Regions from separate parts of the Homo sapiens genome. Here region 1 is linked to region 2. A link is an interaction called in ENCODE POLR2A ChIA-PET data of the cell type or tissue named here. Cell type or tissue: IMR-90. All regions are shown on one strand. Each heading gives the region's core, and the rest is flanking DNA. Links, peaks and the distances in the headings are about the cores only. Region 1 overlaps ANKRD11 (ankyrin repeat domain containing 11). Region 2 overlaps SPG7 (SPG7 matrix AAA peptidase subunit, paraplegin).

Region 1 (10,029 bases), core at 1,357-9,356, 210 kb before region 2:
GCCGTCCTTGCCCTGTGCCTCTCCACACTGCGAGAGCCCCTGCAGCCCAGAGGGGCTCCACCTCCCCTGCAATGGGGCTCAAAAGACAATCCTTCTACGGGGCTGGCAGGACAGACGTGACAGGAACAACGATGGCCTGCTCCTCCCGGAAGGTGGCTTCAAGAGCACTCAGGAGGTGACAGATGCTGTCAAGACCGGCCCAGGGAAGGCACAGGGCAGGTTTCCCAGCACCCACCACGCGCCAGCGAGCACAGAGCCTTCGCCTGAACCATCCAGGCACCGCGCCCTCCCCCTCCGCACACACAGGAGCCCAGCTGCGATTCCCTCTGCTCCACAGGAGATGCAGCGAGCACCAAAGAGCCTTCCTCCAGGATTAAGCCTGATGCAGAAGTGGTTACACTGACTACGGCAAGGTCAGTTTGGCAAAACCCCCAGGAATTTCAGCCTATCTGGTCTCTTCAGCTGACAAGAGCAGGCACTGGTGGGGAATCCGGCGCTGCCTCTCCCCGGCTTCTAGGATCTGAGCTGGGCCAGGACAACCCTGAGACACCTGTCGGGCGGGGCAGGACTGGGGCTGCAGGGCGGGACTGTGGGGAGGGGACTGTGGGGCGGGGCCTGCAGGGCAGGGTGTGGGGCGGGAGCTGCGGGGCGGGGACTGTGGGGCCGGGTGGGGAGCCGCAGCTGCGGGGCAGGGGCTGCCCAGGAGCACTCCTTGCCAGAGGCCTTGGCATCACCAGGGAGTCCGTGGACCATGGAGACTCACGGGTCCCCTCGGGCCTTCTGAACCCAAACCTGCATTTTAAGCATGTTCTGTTCTGCACACTAACACCTGAGAAGGACCGTATAAGAAAAAACTTGTAATGACACAACTAATCTTAAAACTCACAGAAAAAAAAAAAGACTTCTTTGGGGTTGAAATTCACCTTCAATAAAGGGATGGAATGTAAGCAGAGCTGACCATGAACAACCTGGGTCTGGGTTTGCACTGCGTGGGTTCACTTACACGCAGATTTTCTTCCACCTCTGCCTCTCCTGAGACAGCAAGACCCATCTCTCCTCTTCCTCTTCAGCCTCCTCAACGTGAAAACCCGGAGGACGAAAGCCATTCGTGGAGACCCGCTGCTGCTGCGCGAGGCTTAAGTCTATTTTCTCCTCATGATCTCAGTATTTTCACGTCTCTAGTTTGCTCTACCCTAACAGTAAGAGCAGAACACACATAACATACAAAATGTGTGTGACTGGCTTTATGTGGTCAGGAAGGCTCTGGTCAACAGAAGGCTGTTAGTTAAGTTTGGGGAAAGTTAAAAGTTCTACACAAATTTTCAACTGCACAGGAGGCTGGCGCCCCCAACCCCTGTATTGTTCAAGGGTTTGCTGTAATTTGTATTAAAACACCAAGCCCCCTTACACCTGGGTGAGTCTCTCTCCCTGAACAGATGTGACAACATTACCCTCCGAAGACTCCCAGAGAGAAAGAGAACACTTCAAATTCAGATTTGTCTTCCACAGTATGTTGATAGAACAGGCCTTTACGTACGTCCTGGGCAAATGCTCCTCTCCTTATGTAAGTTAATAACTCCACCAACCACTAGTTTGTGTAATGACCATTTAAATATCGAATGGTGCCCAAGGCCCCTGAGAAGGGATGTGATTCAGCCCCTCCCCTCACGCAGGCACGTGGCCTCAGAGGCCCAGGAGGAGGAAGACAGGAAGTCAGCAGCAGGGTGGAAAAGGGGAGGGAAGCCCTTCAAGGGAAGCTCTCCCAGAACCTTCAATCCCAGCTCCAATTCCAAAGACAGGAACACACTCATGACTGACAGGATCAAACACCAAAGGCCTGTTTGCCTTGAGGGGGACACTGGGGAGGGTGGGGAAGGGGGAGTGAGGAGGAGCTGGAAGCAGCAGTCCTGTGTGGCACCAGGGGCTTGCTCCCACGTCGGCCCTGGGCACAGCCCCGCATGGTGATGAGGTGTGGCCTGCCTGCAGCACACGGCCATGCTCCAGATACCTTAGCTTTATCTGAAGAGTTCTTTTGTTTGTTTGTTTGTTTGTTTGAGACAGCTGTGTTGCCCAGGCTGGAGTGCAGCGGTGTGATCACAGCTCACTGTAGCCTCCGCCTCCTGGGCTCAAGCTATCCGCTCACTTGAGCCTCCCAAGTAGCTGGGAGTACAGGCCCGTGGCACCATGCCCGGCTAATTTCTGTACTTTCTGTGGAGTCGGGTTTCGCCATGCTTCCGAGGCTGGTGTCTGAAGGATGCTTTACGGCAACCCCTGCCTTTTCCAGCTGAGCCCTGCCGGCTGTTGTGCGCTCCGTGGAAAGGGAGAAGCACGGTCTCCAGCGGCTGCGTCAGGAGTGGTGCCTTGTGCACACCTCACAGGGAGAGAAGTCTCCAACGGACTGAGCGGAGGAAAAAAGAAAAAAGGAGAAAAGGAAAAAGAGCTGCATACCTGGCAGGCCTACTGTGTGCAAAGCCCTTGAGTGACACACCCTATGACCCACAGCACTGTGGCAATCCCAGGTATGGAAGAGAAGCACCACTGGCCTCTCACCTCTCACCATCTCAGTGGGCAAGGGGAGAGCAAGCAGCCCAGGGCAGGGGGGCTGAGCCGAGGGCAGGGGGGCTGAGCCGAGGGCAGGGGGGCAGAGCCGAGGGCAGGGGGGCAGAGCCCAGGGCAGGGGGGCAGAGCCCAGGGCAGGGGGGCTGAGCCGAGGGCAGGGGGGCTGAGCCGAGGGCAGGGGGTCTGAGCTAAGGGCACGGGGGCTAAGCCCAGGGCAGGGGGGCTGAGCCCGGGGCAGGGGAAGAGCCGAGGGACAGAGGCCCTCACAGGAACCAGGCCCTCCCGCACACCGCCTGACAGTCCACGTCAGCGTCTCTGTCCAGCCTCCACACACCCCTGCACGTTCTGAAGAGCCCTCCCCAAGAGTCCAACTCTCTCTCCTTCCTCCTCAGGGCCGCACCAGCTCTCTCTCCTTCCCCTCCTCAGGGCCACACCAACTGTGGGGTTCCAGCTATCACTCTGTGCAAAGGACTCCTAACATGGGTGTCCTCCGTCTCACCCCATAAGCCACACTGGCCAAGGCCAGGCAGGCACCACACATCGCGAGGTAGAATCTCTTTGCTACGGTTTGAATGTTTGTGTCGGCCCCTCCCCTGCACCCCAAAATTCACAGGTTCAAACCAAACCCCCAGTGTGCCCAGCTACTTTTTGTATTTTTGGTAGAGACAGGGTTTCACCATGTTGGCCAGGGTGGTCTCCATCTCTTGACCTCATGATCTGCCGGCCTCGGCCTCCCAAAGTGCCCCACGGCACAACGCTCTCTACTGCAGCCCTGTTTCCACTCACATTTTCTGTTATCACGGCGGGGGGTGGCAGCACCGAGAGCGCGTTCAGCATTACTGGCCTCTGCTTTGCCCCTCAGACACATGCTTGGTCACTGGGCTGTGGAACATACAGGAGCCCCGTGCTCCGGAACACGGACCACCCGACAGGAGCACGGACACAGCAGTCGGGGCGACGTGGGTGCCTCACAGAAGAGGGAAAAAGCCAGGAGGGCGGCACGTGGGCGCAAAGTTCTCAGCTTCGTTAGTCATCAAGAAAATGCAAACTAAAACCAAGGTAAGTGTGAGGGTTACTACTGAGTTTCAACTTGACTGGACTAAAGGATGTGTAACTGTTCCTGGGAGCATCTTGAGGAAGCTGCCAAAGGAGATTCACATTGAGTCAGTGGACGGGGAGAGGCCGACGAACCCTCCATCTGGGGGGGCATGATCTCATCAGCTGCCAGCACGGCAGATCTGCGGAAGCACTGGACTGGCTGAGTCTTCCAGCCTCCATCTTTCTTCCATGCTGGATACTTCCTGCCCTCGAACATCAGACTCCAAGTGCTTCAGCTTTTGGGTTCTTGGACCTACACCAGTGGTTTGCCAGGGGTTCTTGGGCCTTCGGCCACAGACTGAAAGCTGCGCTGTTGGCTTCCCGACTTTTGAGGTTTGGGGACTCGGACTGGCTTCCTGGCTCCTCAGCTTGCCAACAGCCTATTGTGGGACTTCACCTCATGACTGTGTGAGTCAATACTCCCAATAAACTCCCCTCCATATATACATTTATCCTATTAGTGCTGTCCCTCTAGAGAACCCTGACTCGTACACACAAGTACTGGTGAAGGGGTGGAGCAAAGGAAACTAGTCCACTCTCATCAGGGCCAACTCACGCACCTGGCAATCTCTACTCATACTGAACACAAGTATGCCCTATAGCCCAGCAATGCCATTCTGGACATACACGTCCAAAAGAAAAGCAGGTGCACAGACACAAGAGACACGCGTGAAGTGCTTCATAGCAGTGGGGTTTGCGGCGTGCCACTAGGATGTGAGGGTGGAACACTACACAGCAGAGGAGGCAAACACATCACAACGTAAGTCAATCTCACAAATAATGTTGAGGAACCCTGTCTCTACGAAAAGTTTAAAAATTAGCCGGGCACTGTGGTGCATGCTGGCGGTCTCAGCTACCAGGGAGGCTAAGGCAGGAGGATCACTTGAGCCCAGGAGGTCGAGGCTGCGGTAAGCCAAGATCATGCCACTGTACTCCAGCCCGGGCGTCAGAGCCAGACCCTCTCCCCTCTCCCCTCTCCTCTCTCTCTCTCTCTCTCTCACACACACACACACACACACACACAGAGTAATAATGTTGGGGACAAAATACATGATACATTTACATAAATTTCTGAAAATAGCAACTACAGTACTTAGGGATGCATACTTAGTTGACAAGACATCCGCGAAGCGTGGAAAATGGCTGCCTGGCGGATGGAATTGGAAGGGACGGTGAAACGGGTTCTAAGTGAAGGCTGCGGAGGCGTTTGCTTTGTGGTCTGCTAAGTTGTACATTTTTACTGGGTGGACGTTTGGGTTCTCAGCTGAAGCAGTCTTTCAGAAGGTGACAGAGATAAAGGCCACACTATGTCCTTGCAAGGCCTCAGAGGTGTCACTGACCTTTTGCTGCAGGACCTGTTCTTCTCAGGGGTCTTGGCCTCCTAGAGGAAGGAGGGCCCCATCGCCCTGCTAGGCCCTACTGGGACCCTCAAGGGCATGAGCATGACGACGGAGCAGCTTCAGGCTTCCCAGCATGTCGGGCAGGCCTAGCCATGCCCAATACACACTGCAGGGCACCCACTGCAGAGTGCAACAGGGAGCTTGGAGCCTGACAAGGAGACACACAGCTCTGTGAAGACGAAGGGGAGGAGGAGCAAGGAAAATGCTTCTTTTACACAGAAGGCGCCAAGATACAAACTAAATGTGATGAAGACAAAGAAAAGCAGGCGTGTGTGTTAAAGGTACAATTGCACAGCTAAAAATAATCATGGCCGTAAGGCAGGGACGGCAGATGGAGGGTGACTCAGCAGATTTCCTCCAAGGCTTGCGAGGGTGGAAATAAACACACGGAAGTGACCAGCAGAGAGAAACACGCAGGGAAGAGGAAGGTTAGAAAGGTCTGGGGTGTCACGCACCGTTGCTGGGAATGCAGAGGAGGACGGTCTGCAGAAGGGGACGCAGCCACCGCCCCCCCCACCCCGCTGCAGAAGGTGCACACCACTCAGCAACCACCCACCCACTGCTCAATCTACCCCCAAATTACACAAATAGGGCCAGGCACGGTGGCTCACCCCTGTGGTCCCAGCTACTCAGGAGGCCAAGGCAGGGGGGTCATTTGGGCCCAAGAGTTTGAGACCCGGGCAATGTAGGGAAACCTCATCTTTACAAAAATATCAAAAAATTAATCAGTCGAGGTGGCACGCACCTGTAATCCCAGCTCCTTGGGAGCCTGAGGCAGGAAGACCCCTTGGGCCCAGGAGGTCGAGGCTGCAGTGAGCTAAGATTGCACCACTGCACTCCAACCTTGGTGACAGAGCAAGACCCTGTGTGAAAAAAACCCAAACCCCAAACCAAAAAAACACAACCGGGGCATGAAAAAGTGCTTGGCCCAGAGCAGTGCCCCAAAGCATCTCCTAAGAAAGGGGCTTAACACAAAGCCTGCCCGCCAGGGGCTGCTGGTGGCATCCGGGCACATCTGCACGTGGGGCTGACAGGACTAAGGAGGTTCCACAGACACACGACCAGGCGGAGACGCAGAGAAAAGCAGGTACAGCAAGAAGTCCACTGGGCAATGCAGAGGTGGGGAATGCAGAGGGGGAATGCAGAGGTGGGGAATGCAGAGGTGGGGAATGCAGAGGTGGGAAATGCAGAGGTGGGGAATGCAGAGGTTGGAAATGCAGAGGTGGGGAATGCAGAGGTTGGAAATGCAGAGGGCACCTACACTTCTGATGACAGCGAAATATGTAAGGCTGGCTCAACCATCAATCAGTCAACGTCACCCAGCATGCCAACAAGCTAAAGAAGAAACACCACATAATCACAACTGGTACAGAAAATCATTTGATAAAATTCAAAACTCACGATAAAAATTCCTAGGAAAACAGGAGTGTGGAGAAACATCCTCAACACGATAAAGGCCAACTACCAAGAACTCAAGGCTGACATGATCAAGAGTGACGTGCTGAGGGCTGCAGATGGAATGGCATACAGGGCAGAAAGGAAGAAATGGAATAAAACTGTCTCTCTCTGAAGATGGTGTAAGTGTCCATGTCGAAAATCACAAGGAATCTATCAAAAATTCCAAGAAACTTTATTTAATAGAGTTCAGCAAGGACACAGAATCCAAGATCAACACACAAACACCTATCCTATTTCTGCAATAATCCTATGAAAACAAGAAATAAAGACAGTACCATCCTATTTCTGCATGCTACCAATAATCCTATGAAAACAAGAAATACACAGTACCATTCTATTTCTACATGCTAGCAATAATCAAATAAAAACATGAAATAAAGACAGTACCATTTATAGGTGCTCCAAATAAAAATAAATGCTTAGGTTCATATGGAACAAAACTAGAAAAACCTATACACATTTTAGGAAAAAACAGGAGAAAATCTTTAGGACCTAGGGCCAAGAGTTGTCAGACATGGCAACAAAAGCACAATCCATAAAAGAAAAAACTGATAAACGACCTCGACAAAATTAAAAACTTTTGCTCTTTGAAAGACCTAGTTTAAAGAGTGAAAAGACAAACTGCAGACAGGGAAAAATATCTGCAAATCACAAGTCAGATAGCAGGCTTGTATGTAGAAGAAAGAAGTATCAAACAACAAACATTAATTAGAAAATAAGAGAAAACACACAGACATTCAGAAGAGGTGCACGTGGTGAACAAGCCATGAAGGCACTCGACATCCTAAGCCGTTAGGGAAACACAACTTAAAGCCGCAATGAGATATTACTGCACACCAATCGGAACAGCTAAAATACAAAATACTCAAGGATGCTGGAGAGGATGTAGAAAAGCTGGAACTCTCTCGCTTGCTGTGGGAACGCAAAGTGGTGTTGCTGCTCTGGAGAACAGCAAGGCAGCCTTACGAACCTAAGTGTGCGCTTGCTGCCCCACTCAACAACTGCACCCCAGGACATTTATCTGAGAAAATGGAACCTCATGTGAACACAAAGACCTGTTTGCGAATGTTCACAGAACTTTCACTGATAATAGACAATGGGGAAAACCCTTCAACAGGTGTCCCAGCGGTGTCCTCGAAACTGGGTTTCATTCACATCACGGCATCCCCTCAGCAGTAAAAGGGATGGCTATGGATACACCCAAGCGTATGGGTGAATCTGCAGAGGCCCCTGCTGAGTGAGTGGACACACCCAGGCGTACGGGTGAATCTGCAGAGGCCCCTGCTGAGTGAGTGGACACACCCAGGAGCACGGGCGAAATCAGCGGAGGCCCCTGCTGAGTGAGTGGACACACCCAGGAGCACGGGCGAAATCAGTGGAGGCCCCTGCTGAGTGAGTGGACATACCCAGGAGCACGGGCGAAATCAGCGGAGGCCCCTGCTGAGTGAGTGGACACACCCAGGCGCACGGGCGAATCAGCGGAGGCCCCTGCTGAGTGAGTGGACATACCCAGGAGCACGGGCGAAATCAGTGGAGGCCCCTGCTGAGTGAGTGGACATACCCAGGAGCACGGGCGAAATCAGTGGAGGCCCCTGCTGAGTGAGTGGACATACCCAGGAGCACGGGCGAAATCAGTGGAGGCCCCTGCTGAGTGAGTGGACATACCCAGGCGCACGGGCGAATCTGCAGAGGCCCCTGGTGAGTGAGTGGACGCACCCAGGAGCACGGGCGAATCAGCGGAGGCCCCTGCTGAGTGAGTGCACAAAGCCCACCTCTTAGGTCACTCCCTGTGGACTCTACTCCCACGGCTTCCTCCAGGACAAAACCACCAACCTCGGGGAAACAGGCGGGGACTCCGTGAGGAGGGCTCATGTCTGTCGGTGGCTGTCGAGGAGGCTCTAGGACCAGGTATCCAGGATAAGACGGGGGATCTGAATCAAGTCTGCAGGGCGGTCACCCTGTCTTCCAATGTCATGTTCCCGGCCACTGGGCGAAGGTGGGGAAGGGCACAAGGGATGCTGCTATTTTTGCAACTTCCTGTGAGTCTATAATGATTTCACAGAAAAAAGGAAAAAAAAGGGAGAAAAAACACAAGGGGTGTAAGGAGACTCCCATGGGTGATGAATAGTCTATACTTTTAGGTGATGGTGTTTCCCCAACGGTATACGTTTCCCAAAACCCACTGAGCTGTAAATTTAAAATGAGTGAATTTTATGTCAATTGTAATTCAATAAAGCTGTTAAAAAATTAACTAGAAACAGAAAAAAATTTTAATTCCCATAGAAAGAAGGAATAAAGTAAAAAAACAGTATGAGGTAGGAGGTAAGCTTCCTTTCATAAACCTTGTTTTGTGTATTTGGCTTTGGAATCATGCATTTTACATCATTTAAAACATTAAATATAAAATGAGACTGGGTGCAGTGAATCCCAGCAGTCTGGGAGGCCCAGGCAGGCAGATCACTTGAGGTCAGGAGTTCGAAACCAGCCTGGCCAACATGGTGAAACTCTCTACTGAAAATACAAAAAATTAGCCGGGCATGGTGGTGCGTGCCTGTAATCCCAGCTACTTGGGAGGCTGAGGCACTGGGAGGCAGAGGCTGCCGTGAGCAGAGATCACACCACTGCACTCCAGCCTGGGCGACAGACAAGAGTGAGACCTTGTCTCAAAAATAAAATAAAATAAAATAAAATAAAATAAAATGTAAAAACATAAAATTTTGTTTATGTATTCACATTAAATATAAACATTTTAATAATGTTTAAAATGATTTAAATATACTTGAATGACATTAAACATTTAAAGGATTTAAAGCATTCAATATAAAAATACAAAAAGCAATCTCTACAACTTCAAAAAGGAAGAGGAAGCAATACACTTAGCTGTGTGTCCGGTCAGGGGCAGGACACAAAGCATTTGTCAACAATGACCATGCAGCCACCACCACACCAGGAGCATTCCTGACAGCACGCAGCTTCTGGGTGGGTGGGAAGGCTCGGGAGACCTGGCTCAGGATGTGAGTCAGGTGCTAGGGGAGCCAGTGGAGAGGGAGGGGCTGCTTCCCAGGTGGCCGCTCGCACACCGGGAGGGCTGCTGCTGGCTCTGGCAGAAGGCCCAAATTCCTTGGTGCACAGACACGGCTGCGGATGTGTGGACATGTCCGTGGGGCTACGTGAGGGTCCCCGTGACGTGGCAGCGGGTTTCCACAGTGCAGTCATTGATGGGGTGGTGTGGGGGGGAGCCACGGCACCTCTGTGACCTAGTATCGGAAGCAAGGGGCTGCGTGAGGGTCCTCGTGACACGGCAGTAGGTTTCCCCAGTACAGTGACTGGGGGGGGGGGGGGGGGGCGGGGGCGGAGGAAGCTGCAGCATCTCTTGTATCGGAAGTCCCACGGCTTCACTTCCACCTCATCCTGTTCCTCCTCGGCGAGTTCCAACCTCTAGCCCACACTCTGCAGAGAACGGTGCTCCACTTCTGAAGGGAGGCAGATCAAAGATTCTGTGGACACTCTTTAA
Region 2 (9,989 bases), core at 1-8,000:
TTTTTTGAGACGGAGTTTCGCCCTTCTTGCCCAGGCTGGAGTGCAGCCGTGCGATCTCAGCTCACCGCAACTTGCACCTCCCGCATTCAAGCAATTCTCCTGCCTCAGCTTCCCGAGTAGCTGGGATTACAGGCACGCGCCACCACGTCCAGCTAATTTTGTATTTTTGGTAGAGACGGGGTTTCTCCATGTTGTTCAGGCTGGTCTCGAACTCCCGACCTCAGGTGATCCTCCCGCCTCAGCCTCCCAAAGTGCTGGGATTATAGGCATGAGCCACTGCACCTGGCCTTTCTTTTTTGTGTGTGTGTGTGTGTGACAGAGTCTGGCTCTGTTGCCCAGGCTGGAGTGCAGTGGTGCGATCTCAGCTCACTGCAACCTCTGCCTCCTGGGTTCAAGCGATTCTCCTGCTTCAGCCTTCCAAGTAGCTGTGACTACAGGTGCCTGCCACCACACCCAGCTAATTTTTTTGTATTTTTGGTAGAGACAGGTTTCACCGTGTTAGCCAGGGTGGTCTCGATCTCTTGACCTCGTGATCCGCCCATCTCGGCCTCCCAAAGTGCTAGGATTACAGGCGTGAGCCACCATGCCTGGCTGAGTAATTTTTTTTAAAGCAAATTGCTAGATAAGTTTCTTACTAATTAATGACGAAACATTTCCCTTCTGTGCTTGAAGACTGACTGTGAGCCTCGTCAGCCTGACATGAGTGAAGCCTTGGGATCCTAGGATGGAGACGTGGGGTTGGGGCGGCTCAGGTGCGTGGGCTGAGCGCTGGCATCGTGCTGCTGATTTCCTGACTTCGCCCAGCTCCTTGCACTTTGTTCTTTCTGCACAGAATCAGCTTAAAATGGCTCGTTTCACCATTGTGGATGGGAAGATGGGGAAAGGAGTCAGCTTCAAAGACGTGGCAGGAATGCACGAAGCCAAACTGGAAGTCCGCGAGTTTGTGGATTATCTGAAGGTGAAAGCAGCGTGGGCCGGGAGGGAGGTGTGAGCAGAGGCCGGCCGTCCTCCTCTCCCAGAAGGGCTCCTGCGGGACCTGGAATTCCATCGATGACGTGTCGTGGGTTGGCGGTGACCTCTACCATGTCCCATGGGGACACCAAGCAGGTGCTGGTGCCTGTTCAACCAGCAGCACAAGCCTCGTGCACATGGTTCAGCCAAGCAGAGGCTGCCAAGACCCATGCCTACTGTGCCGTTAGCCGTCCTGGGCCCTTCATCCCTTGCAAAGCTCTGTGCTTTTTCCAGAACCACATAAACACCTTAGCCAGTTGGTGGCAGTGCATGAGCTGCCTATCACGTGCGTCACTTACACGTTTCCTCCGCGGGCCTGGTACGGTGGGTCGCACCTGTAGTCCTGGCACCTCGAGGGGCTGACATGTGTTCCCTCTGCAGGCCTGGTACAGTGGGTCACGCCTGTAGTCCTGGCACCTCGGGGCGCTGAGGCAGGGGAGTGACTGAGCCCAGGAGTAGGAGATCAGCCTGGGCAACAGTGAGACCCTGTCTCTGCAAAACATTTTTTTATTTAATTAATTTTTTTTTTCGAGACAGAGTCTCACTTTGTCACTCAGGCTGGAGTGCAGTGGCACAATCTCGGCTCACTACAACCTCCACCTCCCCAGTTCAAGTGATTCTCCTGCCTCAGCCTCCCGAGTAGCAGGGATCACAGGCGCCCACCACCATGCACGGCTAATTTTTGTATTTTTAGTAGAGACGGGGTTTTTCCATGTTGGCCAGGCTGGTCTCAAACTCCTGATCTCAAGCTACGCGCCTGCCTCAGCCTCCCAAAATGTTGGAATTCCAGGTGTGAGCCACCGCACCTGGCCTGCAAGAAGTTTTTAAAAGTAGCTGGGCGTGGTGCCACATGCCTGTATATTCCCAGCTACTCGAGAGGCTGAGGTGAGAGGGTGGCTTGAACCCAGGAGTTTGAGGCTGCAGTGAGCTATCATGGCACCCACTGCACTCCAGCCTGCGTGACCCAGAGAGACCTTACCTCTAAAAAACAAAAAAACGGAATCCCCAAGTAGTTAGTGTTGCATTGTCTGCTGCCGTCCAGAGCCCAGAACGCTTCCTCCAGCTTGGCGCCAAGGTCCCAAAGGGCGCACTGCTGCTCGGCCCCCCCGGCTGTGGGAAGACGCTGCTGGCCAAGGCGGTGGCCACGGAGGCTCAGGTGCCCTTCCTGGCGATGGCCGGCCCAGAGTTCGTGGAGGTCATTGGAGGTAGGTGCTGTGGTTGGGGGCTGTGGGTGGGCTTGGCTGACTACCTGGCTCCTTTCACACATCCTTCCTCTGGTGTCTGGACTGAAAGGGACACGGGTGGGTGGGGGAGTAGAGAAGGAAAGCGAGGTCTGGGTTGGCGGAGGGGTTTTGTCTGCGAAGCACATGATGTTTGCTTCAAAGCCACCGTCACTTGTGGCCTGGGGGGCCAGCACGGTGCGTGTGAACCCTGAGGGGTGGCCAGGGGCCCCCGCGAGCAGCTGCCGTGTGTCTGTTTGTAGGGAATGGAGCTGGTAGCTTTAGTTGTCCTTGGTGTAGAACTTTGTCTGGCCCGGGTACAGGAAGAGGCTTTGTTTTTTATTAACTGCCCATTTCCTGATTCTCTCTGTGTCCCCTCAGGCCTCGGCGCTGCCCGTGTGCGGAGCCTCTTTAAGGAAGCCCGAGCCCGGGCCCCCTGCATCGTCTACATCGATGAGATCGACGCGGTGGGCAAGAAGCGCTCCACCACCATGTCCGGCTTCTCCAACACGGAGGAGGAGCAGACGCTCAACCAGCTTCTGGTAGAAATGGATGGTCAGTGCTCGTGCGCCCCGCACCCCCATTGCACCATCAGAGGAGGTTTTCCGATGTCTTTCAGAACAGGTTGTGGTGAGCCAAGATCGTGTCACTGCACTCCGGCCTGGGTGACAGAGTGAGACTCTGTCTCAAGAAAAAAAAAAAATAGAAATGTAGCTTTCAGACCCGGCGCAGTGGCTCACGCCTGTAATCCCAGCACTTTGGGAGGCCAAGACAGGCGGATCACCAGAGGTCAGGATTTCATGAGCAGCCTGGCCAACATGCTGAAACCCCATCTCTACAAAAATACAAAAGTCAGCCGGGTGTGGTGGCAGGTGCTTATAATCGCTAGTACTCTGGAGAATCGCTTGAACTCGGGAGGTGGAGGTTGCAGTGAGCCAAGATCTCACCATTGCACTCCAGCCTGCCTGGGTGACAGAGGGAGACTCCATCTCAAAAAAAAAAAAAAAAAAAACACAGCTTTTAATTAAAAAAAGGTCAAGACAATAGTAAAAAAGACAAGTAGGAATATAAGTGGTACGTCAGATGTAATCTTTCCTTTTCTTTTTTAGATAGTCTTGCTCTCTCTCCCAGGCTGGAGCGCAGTGGCACAATCTTGGCTCACTGCAGGCTCTGTCTCCCGGGTTCTCGCCATTCTCCTGCCTCAGCCTCTCGAGTAGCTGAGACTACAGGCGCCTGTCACCACGCCTGGCTAATTTTTTGTATTTTTAGTAGAGACGGGGTTTCACCGTGTTAGCCAGGATGGTCTCGATCTCCTGACCTCGTGATCCGCCTGCCTCGGCCTCCCAAAGTGCTGAGATTACAGACGTGAGCCTTAGCACCCAGGCTTTTTTTTTCATTATTACTGTTTTTTAGGGGCTTTGCAGCAAAACCCAGAGGGACTGCTAGACAGATTCTGGAAGAGCTGTGCCACTCATAATTTTAGGTGTAATGAGTCTGTCTGGTTGTGCTGCCACGTCTCTCCCTGTGCCCCCTGGAGAGGGTGTGACGCTGGTTAGAGGGCGGAGCAGAGCATCAGGGTGCTGCACTGCAGCGAGGGAGACACCCCATTTGTTGTGACCCCTTGAAAATGACTTCTGGTCTGGCTTTGACAATTTTTTTTTTTAATGGAGCTGACCCAATAAAGGTGACATGGAATTATTTTTCTTCTGAGCTAGTTTTGCAAGATTATTATTATTTTTTTTATGTGGATATTGTTGTGGTAAAATAGATAGCCAGGCTTGGTGGTGCAGGCCTGTGTTCCCAGCTGTTGGGGAGGCCGAGGCAGAAGGAGTGCTGGAACCTGAGCTAGGGAGTGTGCTGTGCGATGGTCTCGCCTGTGAACAGCCTCTGCATTGCAGCCTGGACAACACAGCGAGACCCTGTCTCTAAAAGACAATGAATACGTTCACATAGATTTACCATTTTAATCATTCTGAAGTTCATTGACATTCAGTATATTCGCACTGTTGAGCAACCGCCACCACCACGTGTCTCCAGAACTTTCTCTTCAAACCGAAAACCTGTCCCCATTCAACCCTCCCCATTCTCCATCCCCAGCCCCTTGCAGCCTGTGTCCCGCTGTCTGTCTCTGAGTTTGACTGTTGTAGGGACCTCATAGAATTGGAGTCCTACAGTGTCTGTCCTTTGCTATCCGCCTTCTTTCAAGCACATAACATCTCTAGGGGCCACCTGTACTGGGCACGTGTCAGGATTTCCTTCCTCTTTGAGGCTGAACGATGCTGCCTTGTGTGTAGGGGCTGCGTCTTGTTATTTGCCCGTCGGTGGACATGTGGACTGTGGTGAATCAGGCTGTGTTAACATAAGTACAAGCATCTTCTGAAGTCTCTGCTTTGTAAGATTTATTTTTAATCAGAATTCTAGTTACATTTTAGGTATTGTAGATGAGGGAGACTTTTTTTCCCCAAGTGTTCTGGCTCCGAGAGAGCCGTTGACTTCCTGTTTTCTTTGTTGCCTGTGGCTGTCTGGAGTCGTGTGTGTTAGCACACATGCACAGCCCAGTTTTGACTACTCAGCTAAGGGGGAGCTTGCTCCACCTCTCATTGCAAAATCACTTTAGACTTACAGAAGCGTTGCCACGGTAGTCAGAGTGTTCTTTGATGCCTTCCTGCAAGCTCCCTGAAGGCTGACTGTGACATACATGGTCTGCAGGTTCGGACCAGGCCACGCTGTCCGTGACTGCCCCCCAGACCCATCCACAGGTGCTTCCGCCCCCCCGATGTGGATGTTTGGTCTCCTTGGTCTCTTCCCCTCCTGTGTCATTTGTTGGTCTTGTTTTTTGAGACAGGGTCTTGCTGTGTTGTCCAGGTTGGTCTTGAACTCCTTGGCTCATGCAATCCTCCTGCCTCAGCCTCCCGAGTAGCTGGGATTACAGGTGGGCTTCACTGTTCCTCAGTGTTTGTCTTTGGTGACTGTGACACTGTACAGGCCAGTGACATTCAGGAATGTCATCTCTGGAACTGTGACATGTCCTCAGGATCAGGTCGAGCAGTGCATTTGGCAGGATTGGTGCAGCAGTGCTGTGGTGTGCCTTGAGGTTTACAGTGTCGCTGCACCTGTCGCTGGCGGTGGACTCTGCTGAGGACTTTGGCCCTGGGCTGGCATGCATCTCTTCTGGGTGCTCCATGTTCCCTGTGCTGGCGCCCGTCTCTTCTGGGTGCCCCGCGTTCCCGTCTGCCTCTGGGCTGCTGTGAAGTCAGGTAGACTGATGCCCACAGAAGTGTTCTCTAGGCTCTGAAAGCTCTGAGGTTAGAAGATGAAAGTGAGATTCCCGACAGTGTGCAGGACGCAACGACGTTTGCGGAGAATGCTTCACACCTCTCCTGCTGCTTGTCCCCCGTGTCTCCAGTCGTCTCTCAACACGCTTATTCAGGAACTAACGCGTGAGCAACCGAGACCTGAATGGCTGCCTTCTGCACACACAGCAAGTGGTCATGGGAGTCGAGTTTTCAGAGAACACAATGTCTTCAGAGATGTGGGGTGAGCAGTTCAGATTCTGTGATGTCTGAGGTGTCACTGAGGAGAGACCCGTCCTCAGAGGTGGGTCCTTGGGGTTCAGGGACCCCACCGCCTCTGCTGGGAGAGCTGCCCTGTACCTCAAGCGGAGATCACCATGCGTTTTAGAGGCCTCTGGAGCCTACAGGCTCGCTGTACTGCTTCTCTGCAGAGCATCTTTATGTGGCCTCTCTGGTGCTGTGTGGCCTTCAGTGTGGCCTCTCTGGTGCTGTGTGGCCTTCACTGTGGCCTCTCTGGTGCTGTGTGGCCTTCACTGTGGCCTCTCTGGTGCTGTATGGCCTTCAGTGTGGCCTCTCTGGTGCTGTGTGGCCTTCACTGTGGCCTCTCTGGTGCTGTGTGGCCTTCACTGTGGCCTCTCTGGTGCTGTGTGGCCTTCACTGTGGCCTCTCTGGTGCTGTGTGGCCTTCAGTGTGGCCGCTCTGGTGCTGTGTGGCCTTCAGTGTGGCCGCTCTGGTGCTGTGTGGCCTTCAGTGTGGCCTCTCTGGTGCTGTGTGGCCTTCAGTGTGGCCGCTCTGGTGCTGTGTGGCCTTCAGTGTGGCCTCTCTGGTGCTGTGTGGCCTTCAGTGTGGCCTCTCTGGTGCTGTGTGGCCTTCAGTGTGGCCTCTGGTGCTGTGTGGCCTTCAGTGTGGCCTCTCTGGTGCTGTGTGGCCTTCAGTGTGGCCGCTCTGGTGCTGTGTGGCCTTCAGTGTGGCTCTGACCATTGCTTCTGGAGGCTGCTCAAGGATGGGTGGGTGGTTTGGGTTTTGAGGAAATCTGCAGAGCACCTTGGGTTCTGGCCGCAGAGTCTGAGGACTCTCGGTGAGGCGGGTGAGGCGGGTGAGGCGGGTGAGGTCAGGTGAGGCAGGTGAGGTGAGGCGGGTGAGGTCAGGTGAGGCGGGTGAGGTCAGGTGAGGCAGGTGAGGTGAGGCGGGTGAGGTCAGGTGAGGCGGGTGAGGTGAGGCAGGTGAGGTGAGGTGGGTGAGGCGGGTGAGGGCGGGTGAGGCGGGCGAGGTGGGCGAGGCAGGCGAGGCGGGTGAGATCGGGCGAGGCGGGCGGCTGCGCTGCTCTGGCTGTGTGGCGTGGACACCAAGGTCTTCGTCCTGTGAGTCTGCGGCCTTCTTCTCCAACCAGGTGCCTCTCTTGACCAGCTACCCTCCCAGGGGACCATGAGGAAGCTCAGAGGAAAGACCCCCGCCTGCTCCTGTCTCACGGAGCCCACAGGGTCACGGAGGGCAATGGAGGGTCATTCGCTCTGCTGGGGTTGCCTTTTGCACTGAAGATAGAGACCACCTTTTTGAGTGACTTGAGCCCAAAGGCAAGCGTATATCAAACGATCTTCTCCACATAACCTCTCTGTGCCATCATAAGAATAGCTGCTTCCGCCCCCGGATTTGCTCAGGCCTGGGAATCCGCTGACTGAAGGCCTCTTGTTGAGTGCCAGCTCTAAACAAGTCCCTTTATGCAGAGCCACAGCTGTGCATGCTCAGCCCTGCCGAGGTCCCAGGCCAGGCTTTGTTGCTTCCGTTCATGGAAGCGCACAGGATAGGGCCGACGCTGTGCCGGTCGTGGGGAAATCTCACTGGGGAAGAGAAAAGCCCAAGCCTTGTTGGTTACGTCAGCCGGTCCATGGCGGTGTCCTGCGGACCCCAGAGCCCCCGGGAAGGGCGCAAGTCAAAGAGCACTGGAGGCACCGCCGGCGATGGACGTCCAGGTCCCGGCTCCTGTGCTGGAAAGCGTTGATGGGGAGCGTCGGCGCTGACCACACGCGGGAGCTGCGGAAGCCCAGCGGTTCACACAGGCCTCCCTTCAACGTAGTCATCCCCTGGTGGTGGAAGCAAGACGACGGCCCCTGACGTGCAGCCACACACAGAAAAGGCTGCTGTGAACATTTTATGCTTCGACTTTTTTTTTCTTCAGAGACAGGGTGTCGTTCTGTCGCCCAGGCTGGAGTGCAGTGCCACCATCATAGCTCACTGCAGCCTCCACCTCCTAGGCTCAAGCTTCCTAAGTAGTTGGGACTCAAGGCTTGAGTCACCATGCCAGGCTCTGTTTTTTCAGTCTGTGAAAAATAAAGTCATCAGCATGTGAGCTTGGCAGTGCTTGCCGTGAGCTCTTTCAGGTCCAGGCTCCCAGTGTCTGGGCAGTGAATGAGGTCCTGGGAAGCTGGGGTCCTGGTCCTGGTCCCAGTGTGACCCGGGACACCCCTACCTTTGTCCTTAATGTGGCAGTAAATGTATCAAGCACGCTCTGCCCTGGGAGCCGTGGACTGCCTGCCAGGTGGGTAGATGGGCGCTGGCAGAGGGAGAAGCTGAGGCCCAGCAGGAGCCGGCCGTCTGACTCACAACTCACGCCCGCCGACTGCCCCTGTACTTCCCTGGGGGTTGCGAGCACTGCCGAGCCCTGGGTGACGCTGGTGTGGCCAGGCTGGAGCGCAGAGAACCACACTTGGGGTTCAGAGTGTGTTCTCCCACTCAGAAGCATTGGCTCTGCCGGGAGCGGGATGGGGATGCAGCTTTCTTCCCCATTTTAGACCTCAGGTTGGAAGGGCGCACTCAGGTGGCAGCAGCCACTTCGGGTTGGGCGTCTCGTGCTGTCCTGGTGCGTTGAGACATCCCTCAAAGAAAGCACGAGTACCCTCCACACCCACATAGCCAGGGCATCCACTGTCACCACTCCATGTGGAAGTCCTGTTGGTAAAATCTTGACAAGAGCCATTTAGAGAGCACGGGGGGAAATTCTCCCAGGTCCAAGCAGAATGGACAGTGAGCCTGGGGGACGGATGGACAGGAGGAGGCCTGGGCTTCTGGGCTCCGCAGGCAGGGAGGGGCCGGCAGTGTGGCTTATTCCCCGGGTGGACGAGGAGCCCTGGGCTTCTGGGCTCCGCAGGCGGGGAGGGGCCGGCAGTATGGCTTATTCCCACTTGAGTCAGCTCTTGAGCACTTGCTCGTGGCCCAGAGGTGATGCTGCTGTTTCTGCCCTCTGTCCTCTCAGAGGAAGTGGGTGCTGGTTCAAGGATCTCAGGCTCTGAGCGGGAGAGCGGGGTCAGGTCTAGCTTCTGTCCGTGGCTTGCTCCCTGTGGTGCTGCCTCTGCCTGCCCTGCCGTCTTCCACATGCGTCTCCAACAGGGAATGGAAGGAGCCTCTGACCCAAAAACATCCCCCAAACTGTCGGGTCCTGCGGCAAGTTGAGGGCCTCTCAGGGGTCCTGTCTGCGGCCCTGTGGGAAGTGAGGCTGTGGCAGCCGGTCCTTTATCCTGAGTTTGGTTGCTTGTTTTTTGGACAATGTCTTAGGTCCCAGTGATGGTGGACCAGCAGGCAGCCCTGAACACTGAGGATACTGTGGGAAACCCAGGCAGGAGCTAAGGGGTGGGAGCTCAGGGCTTGGGGGTGCAGATCTCGAGGCCCAAGGGGCCATTTTCCCAGTGGGTGTCTTGACTGAGTTCTGAGTGTTTTCCAGGGCTCTGAACACAGCCCTTTTTTGGACATGTGGTTTACGCACTCTATGTGTCCCTTGTCCTTTCACCCTCTAACGGGGAACAGCAAAAGCTGCTCATTTTGATAAAGTTCAGTTTATCAATTTTTGCTTTTATAGATCTCGTTTTTACTGTGAAGTCTAAGAACTGTTTGCCCGCCGGGCATGGTGGATCACCTGAGGTCAGGAGTTCAAGACCAGCCTGGCCAATATGGAGAAACCCCATCTGTACTAAAAATACAAAATTAGCCGGGTGTGGTGGCGTGTACCTGTAATCCCAGCTACTTGGGAGGCTGAGGCAGGAGAATCGCTTGAACCCGGGAGGCGGAGGTTGCAGTGAGCCAAGATCGCACCATTGCACTCCAGCCTGGGCAAAAAAGAGCGAAACTCCTTCTCAAAAAAACAAATAAATAAAAGAACTGTTTGCCTATTCCTAGATCCTAAAGATTTTCTCCTGTGGGTTTCTTTTTTCTTTTCTTTGAGACAGAGTCTTGCTCTGTCACCCAGGCTGGAGTGCAGTGGTGCGATCATGGGTCACTGCAGCCTCAGCCTCTGGGACTCAAGCCGTCCTCCCGTCTCAGCCTCCTGAGTAGCTGGGACCACAGGTGTGTGCACCAACATGCCTGGCTAATTAAAAAAGAATTTTTTTTGTGTAGTTGGGGGTCTCACCTTGTTGCCCAGCCTGCTCTTGAACTCCTGGGCTCAAATGATCTTTTCACCTCAGCTCCTCAAAGT

Evidence for each region. ChIA-PET counts read pairs that join two places held together with the same protein. Peaks named below come from ENCODE experiments on the same cell type or tissue, not always from the same donor. Only the 100,000 strongest peaks of a DNase experiment are listed, where the experiment ranks them.
Region 1: POLR2A ChIA-PET joins it to region 2 with 6 read pairs; 5 of 35 experiments call an interaction of 5 or more read pairs at or near these places.

Annotation. Positions count from the first base shown.
Region 1 is chr16:89,320,815-89,330,843 of GRCh38, forward strand. All of the region lies in intron 2 of ANKRD11 (ankyrin repeat domain containing 11), which reads right to left. All of the region lies in intron 1 of LOC128462377, which reads right to left. It overlaps LOC100287036 (a long non-coding RNA gene), which reads left to right. Exons shown (of 4, transcript NR_168302.1): 1 at 1-413; 2 at 2,285-2,519; 3 at 2,952-3,106; 4 at 3,422-4,103. Among named protein-coding and RNA genes, the nearest start is that of ZNF778, 110 kb to the left of the region's middle. RefSeq lists a silencer at 11-90 and enhancers at 1,988-3,187, 2,247-2,760, 4,900-6,099, 5,121-5,240, 5,281-5,400 and 1 more. In IMR-90, for the core only: no CTCF peak of the experiment used is centred there; DNase peaks (open chromatin) are centred at 1,687, 2,197, 3,737, 5,407 and 1 weaker place; H3K27ac peaks cover 5,158 bases.
Region 2 is chr16:89,529,851-89,539,839 of GRCh38, forward strand. It overlaps SPG7 (SPG7 matrix AAA peptidase subunit, paraplegin), which reads left to right. Exons shown (of 17, transcript NM_003119.4): 7 at 833-958; 8 at 2,054-2,216; 9 at 2,613-2,786. Among named protein-coding and RNA genes, the nearest start is that of RPL13, 26 kb to the right of the region's middle. RefSeq lists an enhancer at 5,698-6,388. In IMR-90, for the core only: no CTCF peak of the experiment used is centred there; no DNase peak of the experiment used is centred there.